Linked DNA regions of Homo sapiens: region 2 is linked to region 1. A link is an interaction called in ENCODE POLR2A ChIA-PET data of the cell type or tissue named here. Cell type or tissue: PC-9. All regions are shown on one strand. Each heading gives the region's core, and the rest is flanking DNA. Links, peaks and the distances in the headings are about the cores only. Region 1 overlaps SLC12A8 (solute carrier family 12 member 8). Region 2 overlaps KALRN (kalirin RhoGEF kinase).

Region 1 (8,755 bases), core at 153-8,152:
ATCTCTAAGAAGAGAAATACAGCACACAGTTTCGCAAAACTTATTTGGCATTGAACCCTTTTTTTTTTTTTTAAAGAAATGAAAACTTTCTTCATTATTAAAGTTCCACAGAGCACAGTTTGGGAAACACTCAGTGCCCATTTTATAATTACTATTTGGTCTCGACACTTTTCTTGGCGGGCTTCCAAAAATTGTTTAAATTTGGCTATTTAGGACTGGATGGAGTGGCTCATGCCTGTAATCCCAGCACTTTGGGAGGCTAAGGTGGGTGGATCACCTGAGGTCAGGAGTTGGAGACCAGCCTGACCAACATTGTGAAACCCCGCGTCTACTAAAAATACAAAAAATTAGCCAGGCATGGTGGCACGCACCTGTAGTCCCAGCTACTTGGGAGGCTGAGGCAGGAAAATCGCTTGAATCTGGGAGGCGTAGGTTGCAATGAGCCAAGATCACGCCACTGCACTTCAGCCTGGGTGACAGAGCAAGACTCCGTCTCAAAAACAATAAAAATAAAAAATAAAACAGTTATTTAGAATCATGATTCTTAAATCTAGGTGATACCCTAGCGATCATCTACTCCAACCTTTTATTTCACAGATGAGGCAACGGAGGCCCAAAGAAGGGAAGCCATTTGATTCAAGTGTTCCAAGCTAATTGCTAACAGAACCAGCACTAACCCTCAAGTTTCCTGATTCCAAGTCAGTGTTGTTTCCACTACATCACATAGCCTCTCCATTTCTTCCTAACACCCCTGCTCTTTGTAGATTTCCCCTTCTGAAATAGTAATTGCATGATTAATGTGGGGTTACATACCCACAAGAAGGCTGAGCTTATCAGTTATAATCGGCGCGATGCATTGGTTTCGCCACAGGCACTTGCATCACCAGCTCCTAATCTCTAGACAGTGCTGGATTGATGGCATTTCTGGGTTTTAAACGCCAATTCCAGGAAGCAGTTAATTGCTTTACCCAAAAACATTTTTTCTCCCTGCATCACAACGATGATCTGTCTGGTCTGCACACTGTTACCATGTGACTTAGGTAAACAGCTTCCTTAATATGGGGAAAGCCTTCTGGCTTGGTCTTCCACCCCAGTCCTGGGGCCTTCAGGCACATATTTATGGTCTCAGTTTTGATATGCAAGTCTGAAGGTGTCAGCCATCACTTGACCAGCTTAGGTTTATGAGGCTACACCTCGAGTGGCATCCGTAGCCACCTAGACATTGACATCACACCTACAGTTTCGATGGATGGCACCAGGTGAACAGGGGACTTGGGGTCAGCGCCTACTTCCAGTGTCTGGTCTCACAGAAGACATAGAGGGCCAGAAAATGAATCAACCCCTTATAGCTCTCAAAAATATATCCTTGGGTAAAATAACCAGTGTAAATGTCAATGACCACTTACCAACATTTGCAAGTGGGTAGGTCATCTCTTTTCTTCCCTGCCCCCTGAATCACCCAGTGGCACACATTGATCAAAGTCCTTACTTATCACCAATTACCACAAGCCCGTTTCCCACCCCAATTCCCTTTTCTGTTCCTGAAAATGAAGATTAGTAGGAAAAGAAAATCCCAACAGTTTTTCTAGGCTTTTCAGGTTCCTGTTAGTTCATAAAGGACTACTTACTCTTTCTCAAGGAACTTCCAAGATTCCTCCTGGGGACTTTTCAATCCAAATCTGTGTCCTCAGAAACTCTTCAACTTTTTCTTTCCATTTATAGCTTAATCGTTTCTCTGCTGCCTGTTTTCTAAGTTCATAACTTTATTTTTCTTTCTTATGAAGGTAGACTACACATGCACTAACGTGCCCAAGTCTCATCTGCTGCCTTTTTTTTTTTAACTGAAAAAAGGGATCTATTACTGTTTGGTGGCAATGTGGCTCTGAGCCCTGCTTTCCTCACCTGTAAATGGGGATTATACTGTTTGCTTTGCAGGACTGTGGTGAAGTTGGAACAGATATTCATAAGCACCTAGCACAGTGGCTGGCACCTTGTAGGTGCTAAATAAATGCTCACCCAGGAGAGATGGGCTCTGCTCCTTACTCAGAAATCCCTCAGATTCCTAAAGACTGGTCTGCCTCTCTTTACCTTCCTTCTGATTTCCAAACCCCATTCCTTTCCCATACCTGGCTTGTTGGTTGGTTTGTTCAGCTGTTCCTGCAGAAATCTCTAAACCTGTCTTGCTCTGTTCTTGGAGCAAAACTTGTGAGTTTCCCTCCCTCTCAATGTTTTAGAGATGCTGCTGGGACAGACAGTGTCAAATAATGCAACTTTCCAACTCCAGGACCCAGGCAAGATTTATTGGCTTCTGGATGAGGGGCGGCACCAACATTATGTGTTCTCTCTTTATGGGAAGCAACGGGGTTTACCGCTTACTGGCTGGGAGATGTTGGGGAAATAACCTCTCTAAATCTTTGTTTCCTCATCTGTAAAATGGGTAAATAATAGAACCTGTGGGAGGATCTAGGTTCCATGCGGCCTGAAATTTTTTTGAAAGTACAAAATTATGAATATAAAATTAGGAACAAGGCTTTGGAAGGAGCTCACGCAAGTGAGGGACCTTGAAGCCCAGGCTTCAACCACTTCATGGCAGCCCTGTGTCTGATGGAACCAGTCAGGCTGTGGAGAAGTTTAAACAGAAAACTATACATAAAGTGCTTAGTGGCTGACATAATAGGTTATTGTAATGATAATAAGTATTGTCGATATTTATAATTGTTTTGATAAAAACTGTTGATATGTATAATTATTTTGATAAAACAATTATAAATTAATTCCATAAATAAAATTACAAAAAATAGACATGTATAATAATTATAAAACTTTTTTTTTTGAGACGGAATATCACTTTGTCGCCAGATTGGAGTGCAGTGGTGTGATCTTGGCTCACTGCAACCTCCACCTCCCGGGCTCAAGTGATTCTCCTGCCTCAGCCTCCAGAGTAGCTGGGACTACAGGCATGTACCATGCTTGGCTAATTTTTGTATTTTTAGTAGAGACAGGGTTTCACCATGTTGGCCAGGATGGTCTTGATCTCTTGACCTCGTGATCTGCCCGCCAACCTCCCAAAGTGCTGGGATTACAGGCATGAGCCACCGTGCCCGGCCTAAGCTTATTTTTATTTTTTTTTTTTTTTGAGACGGAGTCTCGCTCTGTCGCCCAGGCTGGAGTGCAGTGGCGGGATCTCGGCTCACTGCAAGCTCCGCCTCCCGGGTTCACGCCATTCTCCTGCCTCAGCCTCCCAAGTAGCTGGGACTACAGGCGCCCGCCACTACGCCCGGCTAATTTTTTGTATTTTTAGTAGAGACGGGGTTTCACCGTTTTAGCCGGGATGGTCTCGATCTCCTGACCTCGTGATCCGCCCGCCTCGGCCTCCCAAAGTGCTGGGATTACAGGCGTGAGCCACCGCGCCCGGCCTTTTTTTTTTTTTTTTTTAAGACAGGGTCTCACTCTGACACCCAGGCTGGAGTGCAGTGATGCAATCTTGGCTCACCGCAACCTCTGCCTCCCAGGTTCAAGCAATTTTCCTGCCTCAGCCTCCCGAGTAGCTGGGACTACAGGCTTGAGCCACTGCACCCAGCCAAAGCTTCCTTCTTGTCTCCTGTTTCTGCCCATAAGTCCATCAGAATGAAGGGAGTGGAGTGAGCCCCCATCTTCAGACTGTCCCTACTTGGGGCTCTCTAGTCCTTAAACATGGGAACCCCATTCTGATCCAGCAGGTTCTTGTCCTCTCACTCACAAGACACATAACTTGTGAGGAGACCCAGGGGACGCCTAGGAGGGGGGAATGGGGGAAGTAGGCCAGAGGAGGGGTGAGCACTAACAGCCGGGCTGAGGGGCCTGGAGACAGCCAGCCAATTGGAGGGCCCAGCAAATTCCCAGAGCTTCCCAGGGTGTGTACATGAGCAGGAGAGAGGAGTCAGGCCCAGGGAGGTCAAAGGGCATCACAGAAATAGCTGGGTTCTTGAAAAGGAAGGTGACTGTGGACATTTCAGTAAAGGCTGTAGGTTTCCTACCACATTTTTTCGTGCTGGGTGTGGTCAACCACAGGCCCATGTGTTGGCTGTGGCCAAAGAGGCCCTTATCCCTTCCAGTAAGAGTTTAGAATCTGGGAACAAGGGTTACAGGACTTCACATGACTGATATTCTTTTCAGTGAATTTCCATTTCCTAGTTCCTCTGTGAATCGTGTTCCTGGATCCCTGGAGTGGCTGCATCCACATGGTATGTGTGAAACCCTGGAGAGGAGATGTCTGCTTCTCAGGGAAAGTTTGGTAGTGGAGCTTGGAGAAGGAATGCACTTTGAGAAGGAATGCACTTTAAGAAGCAAAGCAAGTACAGCATCCACTCCAAGCTCCCCCCACTCCACCCCTGCAGCCACCAGCACAGGGTGTAATGGAGAAGAGTGCAGTGAGGGGGCAGGGGGACAGCTTCCTAAATCCAGAGGAGCACCAGACCGAATCTCCAGCCGCTCTTCCCAGGAAGCTGCCTGCCCTTGGGATAAAATATCTGAAGTAACTTAACCATCATATCTCTGTCAGGAGGATGGGGGGCTGGGGACAGAAGGGTTTGTTCATCAAAACTCTCTCCTCGCCACAGTCTGGAGGTTCTCTTGTTCCAGAAGAGGATGGTGTTGGAGGGAACCCCAGCCATGACTCACTCGGAGCTAATCCTTAGCAAATCTATCACCATGGAAACTGCCAATCATCCATGCTTTTCATAGCTTAACCGAACATCTGCCAGGAGACAGCAAGTCATACAAACCATTCGTCCTGCCTATTGTGTTTACAATTGGGGCCCTGAAAAACAGAGACAGAGACACGGAGGGCAGCTCTCCACAGCAGGGTGACGGCCCAACTCTGGCCACTAATCAGCTTCGTGACCTCTGTCGGGTCCTTCATAAGCTCCTCTGCACCCCTCCTCCCCAGCTGGTAAAATAAAGGATCAGATCAATGATTCTTCACCTCAGTTGGGCCAATGAGAGTGAGAGGGACAGGAAAGCAGGTCCCCTAAGAGGGGTGGGGCAGAGAGGCCTGTGTAGTTACAATCTATGCGCTATTATCATTTTACATTTGAAAGCTTTCAAAATAATACTCATAATTTAAATCACAGAAAATAAATCTTGACTCATCGTCTTAGGTAGCTATAGCTTTTTCAGCGGAAGGACAACGACACTCCATCTCTGAGCCAGAATGTCCAGTGTCTGTGAGGCTTTTAGTATCATTATCAAAAGTGAATATAGGCCAGGCATGGTGGCTCATGCCTCTAATCCCAGCACTTTTGGAGGTGGGAGGTCGAGGCGGGTGGATCACTTGAGGTCAAGAGTTCGAGACCACCCTGGACAACATGGCAAAACTCCATCTCTACTAAAAATACAAAAATTAGCCAGGCATAGTGGCATGCTGTTGTAATCCCAGCTACTCAGGAAGCTGAAGCACGAGAATCTCTTCAACCAGAGAGGCAGAGGTTGTAGTGAGCTGAGATCACACCACTGCACTCCAGCCTGGGTGACAGAGCGAGACCCTGTCTTAAAAAAAAGAAAAAGAAAAAGAAAAAGAAAAAGAAATACGGATTAAAAAGACAAAAGCTTGGGAGTTGGACTAGCTGATCTCACATGTGAGTCCAGCTCATACTCTGGGCTACTGGGTGGCACCTTCAAGCCTCAGGCTGCTGCTAACTCCTGCCTGGAGGGAGAAGCTGGAGGGGAGGCTCACCGCCCCCTTCCCCCACTCACACCAGGCATCCTCTCTCTTAGGAAAGCCAGCCGTGGGAGCAGAGTGGAGGGGCACATCAGGGCCACATTGCCAAGACAAACCCCTGGTGCACCTGAGGACGCCCGAGACATTCCCTGCACAGTGTGACCAGGCAAAGAGGCCTTCTGCCCTGCCTCTAGGGTAAATGCTAACCTGGTATCTTGGCCCAGGGGTCTTCACTCAGTGGGGACACTGCCAGGCTCCAGAGAACACTCAGATGGTTTTCAATTTGTGTGTGGAAGGAAAGAGGAAGAGAGGCTGGGAAACATCATCAGATGTTAACTTTGTTTAATTCCCTCTGTTTTTCCCTTTTCCTTTTCTGTCCATTCAGGAGGAAGCTGACCTATATTCTCTTGTCTTGTGGGAGACAAGAGGCAGAGAGGAAGCAGAATTTGCCTGTGCACTGTTTTGGCTTCTGTTTCTCAAAAGCCTAGGTCCTTAGAAGATTTTGGAGGGAAACAGAAAAGAAACAGCAGAATCGCTGGGGAAAACATGAGGCGACAAGGAGAAAAACTATCACACAGTTTGTGGGGCCACATAAAAATACAAATGCAGAATCAAAAATTATTAAGATTTTTTTTTTATTTTTTGAGACAGAGTCTTGCTCTGTCACCCAGGCTGGAGTGCAGTGGCACGATTTCAGCGCACTGCAATCTCTGCCTCCCAGGTTCAAGTGATTTTTCTGCCTCAGCCTCCCTGAGTAGCTGGGATTACAGGCATGCCCTACCACACCTGGCTAATTTTTGTATTTTTAGTAGAGATGGGGTTTCACCATGTTGGCCAGGCTGGTCTCAAACTCCCGGGCTCAAGTGATCTGCCCACGTCATCCTCCCAAAGTGCTGGGATTACAGGCGTGAGCCACCAGGCCGGGCCCAAGAATTTTAGTAACAGCAAAGCCTTAAAACAAGCATGAGTCCCTTCTCAGGGTGGGGACAGTGTAAATGCATAGGTCACACACCCAGAAAGCTGGCCCTGGACAGGAGTGTCCCCATATTTGACAGAAGATTGGTTCTGGAGTCGGGGGCAGGGAGAGAGAGAGGCTGTTCCCAGGTTCTGGGGAAATGAGGACCTGGAACCCCCACCCCGCCAACTCCCTGGCAGTACTGGTGGGGAGCCGGTAAGACCCCCAGAAGGAAAGGTTTGGGGAGTACATAGACCCTAAGCATAGGGTTCCCAATCTCAGATTTCCAGTCCTTGAACGTGGCTCAGAGGCAGCACAAACCTGAAAGGCCCTATGGACAGGACAATGGGAAGGCCTGGTTCTGTTTACAGATAAGGAATTGCAGAGCCCCCCAAACATGTCTGGGTACTGTTTAAAACCCTAAGCCCCTGGAGCTGGTGCAGAGCATGGCAGGAGCAGGTGGAGGCATGCTGAATTACTGCTCTTACTTTTAAGCCATCCTGGCAGAATGAAGGCTTAGAGTCGGAGACTGACTCTTTTTGTTTTATAAAAATGAAAGCGACGCACTATTTCTGGCAAATCTGGATTTGTAGACCAGGATTCGACCTGCCACTTCCAAGCCCTAGTTCCAGGCTCATTTCCATGGCCGAGCCTTAAGAAAAGTCAGGCAGGAAGCTGACACAGTGATACAAGTGATAGATGAAGCTGGGACCAGAGTGGTCAGGTGGTAGACATAAGGAGAAGTAGAGAGAATCTAGCAACTCTTAGGAGGTAAAATTGACAAGACTTAGAGGGCACTGGAAAGAAAGAGGGAGGTCTGATCACTGGCATAAGCATTTGGCTGGGTGGAGGTGCCATTTACTGACATCAGGAGTACAGGAGGAGGACAAGTTGAGGGGTAGGTGAGATGGGTTTGGTTCAAACTTGTTCGGTCCAAGATACCCAAGAGAAGATGTCACATGGACAACTGAATGTATGATGTGAAGCTTGGAAGAGAAGTCTGGGCTGGAAGTGTAAATTTTGGAGTCACCAGTTTTGAGGGTGGTTATTCAACAATAAGCATGGATGAGACTCCAAGGAAAATAGTTGAGAAAGAGATGTGAGGGCCTAGGAATAGCTTGAAGATCCCCAACATTGGACAGGCAGGTGGAGGGGATGCACCTATAAAGGCAAGTCAGAGAGTAGGAGGGAGCTGAGAAGCCTGCATCGTGGAAGGCAAGAGAAATGCAAGGGGAAGTGGGTTGTTGCTGAGAGTTAAATAAAGTGAGAGACTAAAAATGCACGCTGCATTTAGTAACAAGGAAGTCACTGGTGAAAGAGCCATGTCATTGCAGAGACAGGCTTGCAATTCCCAAAGGAGAGACTGGGAGAGTTGAGTAGGGGATACAAGAATGGACATGGGGAGCCATGTTGTTTGGCTTTGAAGAGGAGAGGGAAAGGCTATTGCTATAAGGAAAAGTGGGATTGAGGAAAATCAATTAAAGATGATTAAAGTTATTGTCTTTTTCATTTTAACAGCTTTATTGAGGTATAACTAACATTCTATAAGATGTACATGTTTAAAGTGTAACAACTTGAAAAGCTTTGCTATATGAATATACCCATAAAACCATCACTATAATCAGGAATACACACACACACACACACGCACACACACACACACAATTTTTTTTTTGATACAGGGTCTCACTCTGTCACTCAGGCTGGAGTATCATGGCGTGACCAAAGCTCACTGTAGCCTTGACCTCCCAGGATCAAGCAGTCCTCCTGTCACCCACCTCCCACCCCTAAGTAGCTGAGAATCACTACAAGTGATTCTCCTGCCTCAGCCTCCCGAGTTGCTGGGACTACAGGTGCATGCCACCACGCCCAGCTAATTTTTGTATTTTTAGTAGAGATGGGGTTTCACCATGTTGGCCAGGCTGGTCTCAAACTCCTGACCTCAGGTGATCCGGCTGCCTCAGCCTCCCAAAGTTCTGAGATTGTAGGCATGAGCCACTGCGCCCGGCCAAAGCTAACTTTTTAATCATGTTTTGTAGAGACCACAGGGTCTCACTATGTTGCCCAGGCTGGTCTCAAACTCCTGAGCTTGAGGGATCCTC
Region 2 (8,755 bases), core at 168-8,167, 500 kb before region 1:
AATATTTGAGGATAGGAAGCATCCAGCACTGGAGAAAGATGTAAGCTGGGAGGCTAGGCCTGTCTAGTCTTTTCACGTTTTATCTGCCTGCTTTATATTCTAACTGCGCTGGCAGCTGATTAGATGGTGCCCACCCAGAGTAAGGGTGGGTCTGCCTTCCCCAGCCCACTGACTCAAATGTTAACACCCTCACAGACACACCCAGGATCAATACTTTGCATCCTTCAATCCAATCAGGTTGATACTCAATATTAACCATCACACTAATGAAAGGCTACCTAAGTAGAAGAAGGACAATGTTTGACACAGACAATGGACTGGTTAGGATATGTTCAGTGCACAAGCTCTCCTAGGCTTTATTCTGATTTTTGTCTTCAGTTGAAGCAGGTAGCACTTATGTGTGTTGCATGGAAACATGCTAAAACAGTCGCCGTCTATCTGAGGTTTCACTTTCCACAGTTTCAGTTACCCACAGTCAACTGAGGTCTGAAAATATTAAATGAAAAATTTCAGAAATAAACAGTTCATAAGTTATAAATTGCACACTGTTCTGAGTAGTGTGATGAAATGTCACACCATCCTACTCCGTCCTGCCCAGGATGTGAATCTGAATCATTCCTTTGTCCAGCATCTCCATGCTGTATATGCTACCTGCCCATTAGTCACTTAGTAGCTGCCTCAGTTATCGGATCAATTGTCCTGGCATTGCAGTGCTTGCGTTCAAGTTACCCGTATTTTACTAAATGATGGCTCCCAAAGCGCAAGAGTAGTGATGCTGGCATATTGTTATTGTTGTCCAATTTCATTATTAGTTGTTGTTGTTAATCTCTTAAGGCCTAATTTATAAATTAAACTTTATCATAGGTACACATGTATAGAAAAAAACATATATAGGGTTTGATACCATCTGTAGTTTCAGGCATCCACTGGGGATCTTGGACTGCATCCCTTCCCTCATGGATAAGGGGGAGATTACTGTACTGTGATTAAAATACCTGAAATCATGGAGTTGTTGCCCCAAGGCTTAGGCTAATAACATCAACGTGCTTATTCTAACCCCCAAGATGGTATCTGAGACCATAATCTCAACAGTTGTTCAATTACCTCCTCATAGAGTCCTTCAGAGGCTCCCATTCTGAGGGATACCCCTGTAGATAGATAGAAGGAGGCAGGTGTCATCTTCAGGGAATAACCTGTGCTGCTTAAACTTCCAAATGGTGAGGGAGGGGGAAAATTGCCTGATAGCCAAAGGATGAGGCTACCTTATTCTAGGAAGAGATTGCAGGCATTGGTCTTAGGAGTGGTTAAAGAGCTATCATTACTTACTGGAGATAGGGAGAATCTATTACCAGGTGGCAACTGGTAGTATTAGGTTTTTCTTTTGCTTTCATGAGACACAGAACTTTGAAGCTAAAACTTTTGACGCTTAACATATCGAGACTAGCCTGTAGAAGAACACACAGATAGAATGAATGAATACACAGAAAAAAGTCAGTCATGGAATTAGGGGAGGTTTTTATGGTTTTATTAATTTTTATTTAACAAATGCTTCTCTGGGTCTAGACATTGTTCTAAACACTTTTCAAATATTAACTTCTTAATCCTAGGAGCAACCTTATGAGATAGGTTCTAATATTCCCTACTGATGAGGAAACCAAGATACAGAGATACAGAAACCAAGGTAACCTGCCCAGAGTCATAACAGTGCCCAGTGGTGGAGCCAGACAGTTCCACCTGGAGATTTATGCTTTAGAGTAAAAGCAGTGCTGTTCAGTGTGTGACCACAGACAGCCAAGGTCTTTGAACTAAGTCCAATCCACAGTGAGATGAGCCCAGAAAATGAGTGTTTTGACAGTTCCACAACATCCAAGAGTGTGATGTATTTCATAAAAGTATTGGTCTGGCCAGGTATGATGGCTCATGCCTGTAATCCTAGCGCTTTGAAGGCTGAGGCAGGAGGATCCCTTGAGCTCAGGAGTTCGAAACCAGCCCGGACAACATCATGAGACCCCATCTCTATCTTCTTCCAAAAAAAAAAAAGTACTGGTCCAAAATAGATTGGAAACAAGTAAAACTGATTCTTTACCACAGACAGTTTGGGAAGCACTGCCTAGAAGAATTCTCACACTCATGCAAATGGATTTGTACAATTATATATCTATTTATCTCTATATCCCCATATGCCCAAATGTTCATTAGGAAAATATATTACAAAATTATGATGTAGCCTATGAAAGAATATTATTCAACAATTAACATGAGGCTGGGCACGGTGGCTCACACCTATAATCCCAGCACTTTGGGAGGCTGAGGTGGCCAGATCACCTGAGGTCAGGAGTTTGAGACCAGCCTGGCCAATGTGGTGAAACACCATCTCTACTAAAAATACAAAAATTAGCAGGGTGTGGTGGTGCATGCCTGTAATCCCAGCTACACCAGAGGTTGAGGCAGGAGAATCATTTGAACTTGGGAGGCAGAGGTTGCAGTGAGCTGAGATCGCGCCATTGCACACCAGCTTAGGCAACAGAGTAAGACTCTGTCTCAAAGAAAAAAAAAATTAACATGAATGAACTAGATCTACATGTATGAACATGAATAAATCTCAAATAATTTTGAATAAATGAAGTTGCAAAGTAATACCTACATTATGATAATTATATAAACTATAAAACACAAAATAATACTATATTCACATAAAAGTAAATGTTTAACAACATGGATAAGAAAGATGCACACTAGCTTCAGAAGAGAATTTAACTTTGATGAGGGCAATTAGAGAGTAGGATTGCAACTGGGCAACATAAAAGGCTTCAACTATATCTGTAATCTTTTATTTTTAAAAAACTTGGAGTAAATATGGAAAAATGTTTACACTATATCTAGGTGATGAGTACATAGATGTCAATTTTTTTCTATATTTTTCTGTATTTTAAAACTATTTCATGATAAAATTCGCTTCAGAAAATTTTTTTTAATTATAGAAAGCCAACTGTACATACCAGAACATTAGGGGCTCTTTATTATTTGCAGTGTCCAGGGATCCATTTGTCTTCCCATTTACTTAATGCCAGTCATTGGTCTTTGGGCAGTTTCTAAAGCTTCTTTGCTAAAGAGGAAGCATTGGTTCAGAGCCCTAGAATAGGCCTAGGGATGCCTAGATGCTGGTACTAGTTTTGTTACTGATTTGTGACAAGTGGTTTTCCACATATAAACCTTTAAGCAACTTGATGCTCCCTTCTATAATAATGGTAAAGATGAAAGGAACACATGGAATGAACTTGGATGTAGAGATAAGATTAAATACATGTGTGGTGGAGTCAGATCTGGGTTTAAGTCTTGCCTTTGCCAGTCACTATGAGCCTCAGTTTCCTAAAACAGTCTCATTTTCTGTTTCCTAAGGTGGGAATCCTAATAAATAACACCTGCCTGGACTTGGGATGATTTGACGAGAGAACGATATTATTGTTGTAGTTATTCCAAATCTGTCACTTAGCTGTTTTATCTAGAAAGATAGTAAAATAAGTTCTCTAGCAGCTAATGGCAGCCATTTTCCAAAAAAGATGGGATGAGCATAACATGCCAATCCCTCTGAAGAAGCGATTAACTAAGTAGATGTTTCTAATCTAAATGATGCCACATTCCTTTATAACCAGACATTTAAAGTGTCTTGGAAATGGTCTTATCCCAAGTCAGGACACCCACTAGGTGATGAATTACATTGCTTCCAGCTCTGAGATTCCCATAACTTGGGCCATGGTTGCATGGCTCCAGTTGCTTGCATGGAACAAACTTGAAACAACAAAATAGAGATTACTTTTGGTTTTTAATTTGTACTTTATACTCTTGCCATTAATTTTCACAGAAAGCAAAGAAGCAGAAGTAAATGACAACAGGGGAAGAGGAATGGTCATTCAAAATGTGCATTTGTGAATCTCAAAACCAGGCCATGATGTACCATGGAACAGAAATCTTAGGCAGTCATCTGTCTCGCCTGGTAACGCAAGGCACAGTTAATGTGGCCGGACTTCTAGTTCTGCTGACACGACATGTGCTGATAATAAGTCTTGAAGGCTTGGATTCAGTAGAGCCACATGGCATCACAGGGGTCTAGTGAATGAAAAGCTTCTGCAAACTTATCAGCAGAAAGATAGCAGAGAGGCCCTGCTTCTATTACCAGTGTTCTGAAGATGTTTATCACCCAGCCTTCTGAGAACAGTAGTTTGACCCATACCAAACACTTCAGAAACAATGTCAACACACCCAAGACCACAGCCAGCAAGGAATTTTCTGAGATAAGATTACAGCTTTTTCCTTAAAGAGATGCCAACCAAGTTAGTCGAGCTCCTAATATTCCCTGAGTATAGCAACGCTGTGAGTTATCCTTCATACCAGAGAATTTTAGAAGCTCAATTTTTATGCTTCCAAATACAAATATTCTGCTGCTGTTTTCCAAGTTATGCACAAAACTCAAGCAATATCCAAGAAAGTTCCAGCAGGGTCAAGGCTCAGAAAGCCTGAGATTTGTGCCCATGAGACCAGCCAGTTGTAGCCACCGGAGACAGCTGTCTATTGGCAAAAGCATCCATTCACCTTTCCTTCCATCCTCCCTCCCTCCCTCCCTCCCTTCCTTCCTTCCCTCCCTCCCTCCTTCATTCCCTCCCTCCCCCCCTCCTTCCTTCCCTCCCTCCCTCCTTCCTTCCCTCCCTCCCTTCTTCTTTCCTTCCCTCCTTCCCTCCTTCCTTCCTTCCCTCCCTCCCTCCTTCATTCCCTCCCTCCCCCCTCCTTCCTTCCCTCCCTCCCTCCTTCCTTCCCTCCCTCCCTTCTTCTTTCCTTCCCTCCTTCCCTCCTTCCTTCCTTCCTTCCCTCCCTCCCTCCTTCACTCCCTCCTTCCTTCCCTCCCTCCCTTCCTCCTCCTTTCCCCTCCTTCCCTTCCTTCCCTTCCTTCCCTTCCCTCCCTTCCCTTCCTTCCCTTCCTTCCCTTCCTTTCCTTCCTTCCTTCCTTTCTTTCCTTTTCTTTCTTTTCTTTTCTTTTCATTTCTTTTCTTCTCATTTCTTTTCTTCTTTCTCTTGCTCTGTTGACCAGGCTAAAGTGCAGTGGTGTGATCTCAGCTTACTGCAACCTCTGCCTCCTAGGCTCAAACTGTTCTCATGCCTCAGCCTCCCAAGTAGCTAGGATTTTAGTCATGTGCCACCACACCTGGCTAATTTTTTTTTTTTTTTTTTTTTTTTTTTTGTAGAGACGGAGTCTTGCCATGATGGCCAGGCTGGTCCTAAACTCCTGGCCTCAAGTGATCTGGCCACTTCTGCCTCCCAAAATGCTGGGATTACATGCATGAGCCACCATGCCCAGCCATATCCTTTCACCCTATTTCAGGATTTTATTTCTTCTCTATTGGCTGCATGTAGGCCAGAGGGCCTCCCAGGTAGATTAGACCTCTAGTCTAGGTCTAGGGCAAAGTCATTATAGGAAAAGGTGACTCAGTCTTCGAGTAGGTATGAAAAGCCACTGTAATAATTTGTTTAAATACCTAGTCCTGTGTTTGATTTAAATATCAGTATGCAAACCGGCACTGTCAGGGGGCCTATGTGCGGGTGAGGTAGAGCTGGTCAGGTATTCTCCCAAGATCATGGTGATGATGAGAAGCATCAGCATACACAGAGACAACTCACCTTTGATTTGTTCAGATGCTAATGGTATCACTTCTTGCTTTGAAGTGTCTCACGTTCATTTCTTTATATTCCCTGTGCACAGCCCTAGTGTGGTTTTCTGGGCTCTAATTCCTCCTTCGCAGGGCTGTGCTGTATATAGTTGCCAAGATTCGTTAAAAACAAAGCAGTAACAACAACAACAAAAAAAACTCTTTTTATCATGTCATTTCCCAGTAGTCTCATAATAAAGTTTATACTCCTCTGGTTTATTATTGAATGTCCTCACAAATTTTTCTATCCAGGTTCTCTTTCTCCACTAATCTTTATTTCATCCAAAGGATCTATTACTGGCTGTTAACTTATTTTTCATTTTTCCTGCCTCTGTGCTTTTGTTCCTGCTGTTTCTCCCTTTTGGAATTCCTTCACCCTTCTATTCAGATACAGCTCTTCCATTAAATCTTTTCAGATCAATCCCGCCTACACTGATCTCACCCTCCTCTGAACTCTGCTTACTTGTCAGCTAAAGTCCATACCAGCCCTCTGGCAATTAATCACATACAGCCTTGTGAATTTATCTTTATTTTGCATGCTTAATCTTGCTTTTTCATTTTTTCTCTCTCTCTCTCTGTCTCTCTCTCTCTCTGCTTCTCTCTATTGTGTATGGATATCTATGTATAGCTAGGTAAGAGGTCTGCGAAAATAAAAATCTGTCTTATATATCTTTATAATACATGACCTAATCAGTGCTCCATGACATAATTATTACTTAGGAATTTTCACTGAGGATCTTGATTTGCATGCTGATGCTCCTGTGCAACTTTCGAATGCCCAGCTTTCTCAATACTGGTAGAAACAAGCACTGAGAACTAGGAAGACATCTGAAGTGGACTTAAAGGGCTTTCTTTTGAATAACTCAAAACTATTCTCTAAAGCCAAGGTAGGTAGATGCTAATGCTGATCTCCTCCGAGTTTAATGAGTATTCAGAAATCAAGGATTTAGGGAAAATTAAATAAAGTTTGCTCAATGTGGTTTTCCTGCATGCCCACATCTGCCACATGCCTGTTCTAGCCTCTCTATTCTTCCATGGCAGCGTGGCTTTCCCTGGACTTGCTCTTCCTCAAACCTCATCCCTAACCCCATATTCAGAGGGAGCCTAGAGAACTGGGCGGGTGTAGACATGAAAGGCCCAGTAGTGTTTGTTTGTTTGTTTGTTTGTTTGTTTGTTTTGAGATGGAGTCTCCCTCTGTCACCCAGGCTGGAGTGCAGTGGTGCGATCTTGGCTCACTGCAACCTCCGCCTCCTGGGTTCAAGTGATTCTCCTGCCTCAGCCTCCTGGGTAGCTGGGATTGCAGGCATGAGGCACCACACCCGGCTCCAGTAGTGTAGTTTAGTGCTCAAGTCTGGCTGTCTGCAGTTCAGATTTCACCTTGCCCCTATGAGCTGTATGTCCTTAAGCAAGTTAACTCTTTAAGTCTGCAGTTTCTTCTTCTGTAAAATGAGGATAATGACAGAACCTACCTCATAGAGTTATACGGAGAATGAAATGATAGTCCACATAAAATGTTTAGGCTATTGCAAGCATATACGATTGAAAATAGTCAATATATGGCATACAGCTTACAAACAATATGCTGAGATTTAAAAAACAAAACAAAACAAAACAAACTCTTGTTCTCCAATCACTGTGCCTTTAAAACAGTACAAGAATTCTCTATACTCTGTCTTGTTTCTCACACCCATGCTCTTGCATCCTCTCTAATTAGGCCATGGCCCCCTCCATTCCACTACAGCTGCTTTTTTCAAAGTCACCAATGATCTCCATGTTGCTCAGTTTTAAGACTTAATTCTTAGGTCAACTCTCCTGACCTATCAGGCAGCATTTGACACGCCGATTTCTCCCTTTGTAAGACATTTTCCACGTGCAGCCTCCAGAACACCCCACCCTCCTGGTTTTACTCCTACCTCACTGGCTACTTTCTTGTCCTCTCGTCTTCCTGCTTCTGGCTTAGTCTTTGGACTTTGTCTTTATCCATACCCATGCCTCTCGCTGATCTCACCCAGCTTCATGGCTTCCAACCCCATCTCTCCTCTGACAACTCTGCAATTATCTCCAGCTCACCAGCACTTTCTCCCCTGAGCTCCAGACTTGAAGGCAAGCTGCTATTCAATTTCTCCACTCAGGTATCTAATGGGCATCTCAAAGATGTCTAAACCTAAACTCCTATATTTCCTCCCTGAGTCCTGTTCCTCCTATATTCTTCCACATCTCAGGAACCCCATCCTAACCTCAGACCCAAAACCTGAGATACCCTTGACTCTTTTTTCATATCCCATACACACATAGTCTGTCAGCAATTCATATTGGCCCTTCCAGCAAAACATCTCCAGAATCTGATCACTTCTAACAACCACTAGGACCACCCTACTTCTAAACCACCAACATCCCTCACCTGGAATAGTGCAGTGGCCTCCCAACCAGTTTCCCTATTTCCACTTGCCCTCAATATAGAAACCAGAATGACCTTTAAAAATATAAGCCAGATTGAATCACTCTGGCTCAGAATCTTCCAGTGGGTTTTCACTCCAGGTAAAAGCCAGAGGCATAGCACTGGCTTACCACATGCTTGTTGACCCAGCTCCCAGTAGCTTTTCTGACTTCCTTTCTTACTGATCCCCCCGGCTTACTCCACCAAGGCCACCCCAGGCCTTGCCTTGGGACCTTTGTGTTTGCTCTTCCGCCCAGAAGGCCCTTCGCCAGATGGCGTCACCACCACTAGGCCTTGGCTCACATGTCATGTCATGAGACTGGCCCTGATCACCTCTTCAATCTGCACCCCCTTTTCCAACCCCAGCACTCCCTAATCCCTTCCCGTACTTTGTGTTTTGATGTAGCACTTCTCACCACCTGTCATACTTTTCATTTTGCTTATTTTATTTTTATAGTCTATTATATGTGTTTCCCACCAGAATGTAAACTCCGCGAAGGCAGGAGTTTCTGTCTTCTGCCCACTCCTGTATCCATAGTACCGGGAATGGTGCTTCATACTTTAAAAATTGAGTGAGCGTTTGCCTTTCTTACTGTTGTTGAGAGGGTTCTCTGGACTG

Evidence for each region. ChIA-PET counts read pairs that join two places held together with the same protein. Peaks named below come from ENCODE experiments on the same cell type or tissue, not always from the same donor. Only the 100,000 strongest peaks of a DNase experiment are listed, where the experiment ranks them.
Region 2: POLR2A ChIA-PET joins it to region 1 with 6 read pairs; 1 of 35 experiments calls an interaction of 5 or more read pairs at or near these places.

Annotation. Positions count from the first base shown.
Region 1 is chr3:125,125,063-125,133,817 of GRCh38, forward strand. All of the region lies in intron 6 of SLC12A8 (solute carrier family 12 member 8), which reads right to left. Among named protein-coding and RNA genes, the nearest start is that of MIR5092, 22 kb to the right of the region's middle. In PC-9, for the core only: no CTCF peak of the experiment used is centred there; DNase peaks (open chromatin) are centred at 929, 4,099 and 4,669; H3K27ac peaks cover 4,120 bases.
Region 2 is chr3:124,623,538-124,632,292 of GRCh38, forward strand. All of the region lies in intron 34 of KALRN (kalirin RhoGEF kinase), which reads left to right. Among named protein-coding and RNA genes, the nearest start is that of UMPS, 100 kb to the right of the region's middle. In PC-9, for the core only: no CTCF peak of the experiment used is centred there; a DNase peak (open chromatin) is centred at 4,264.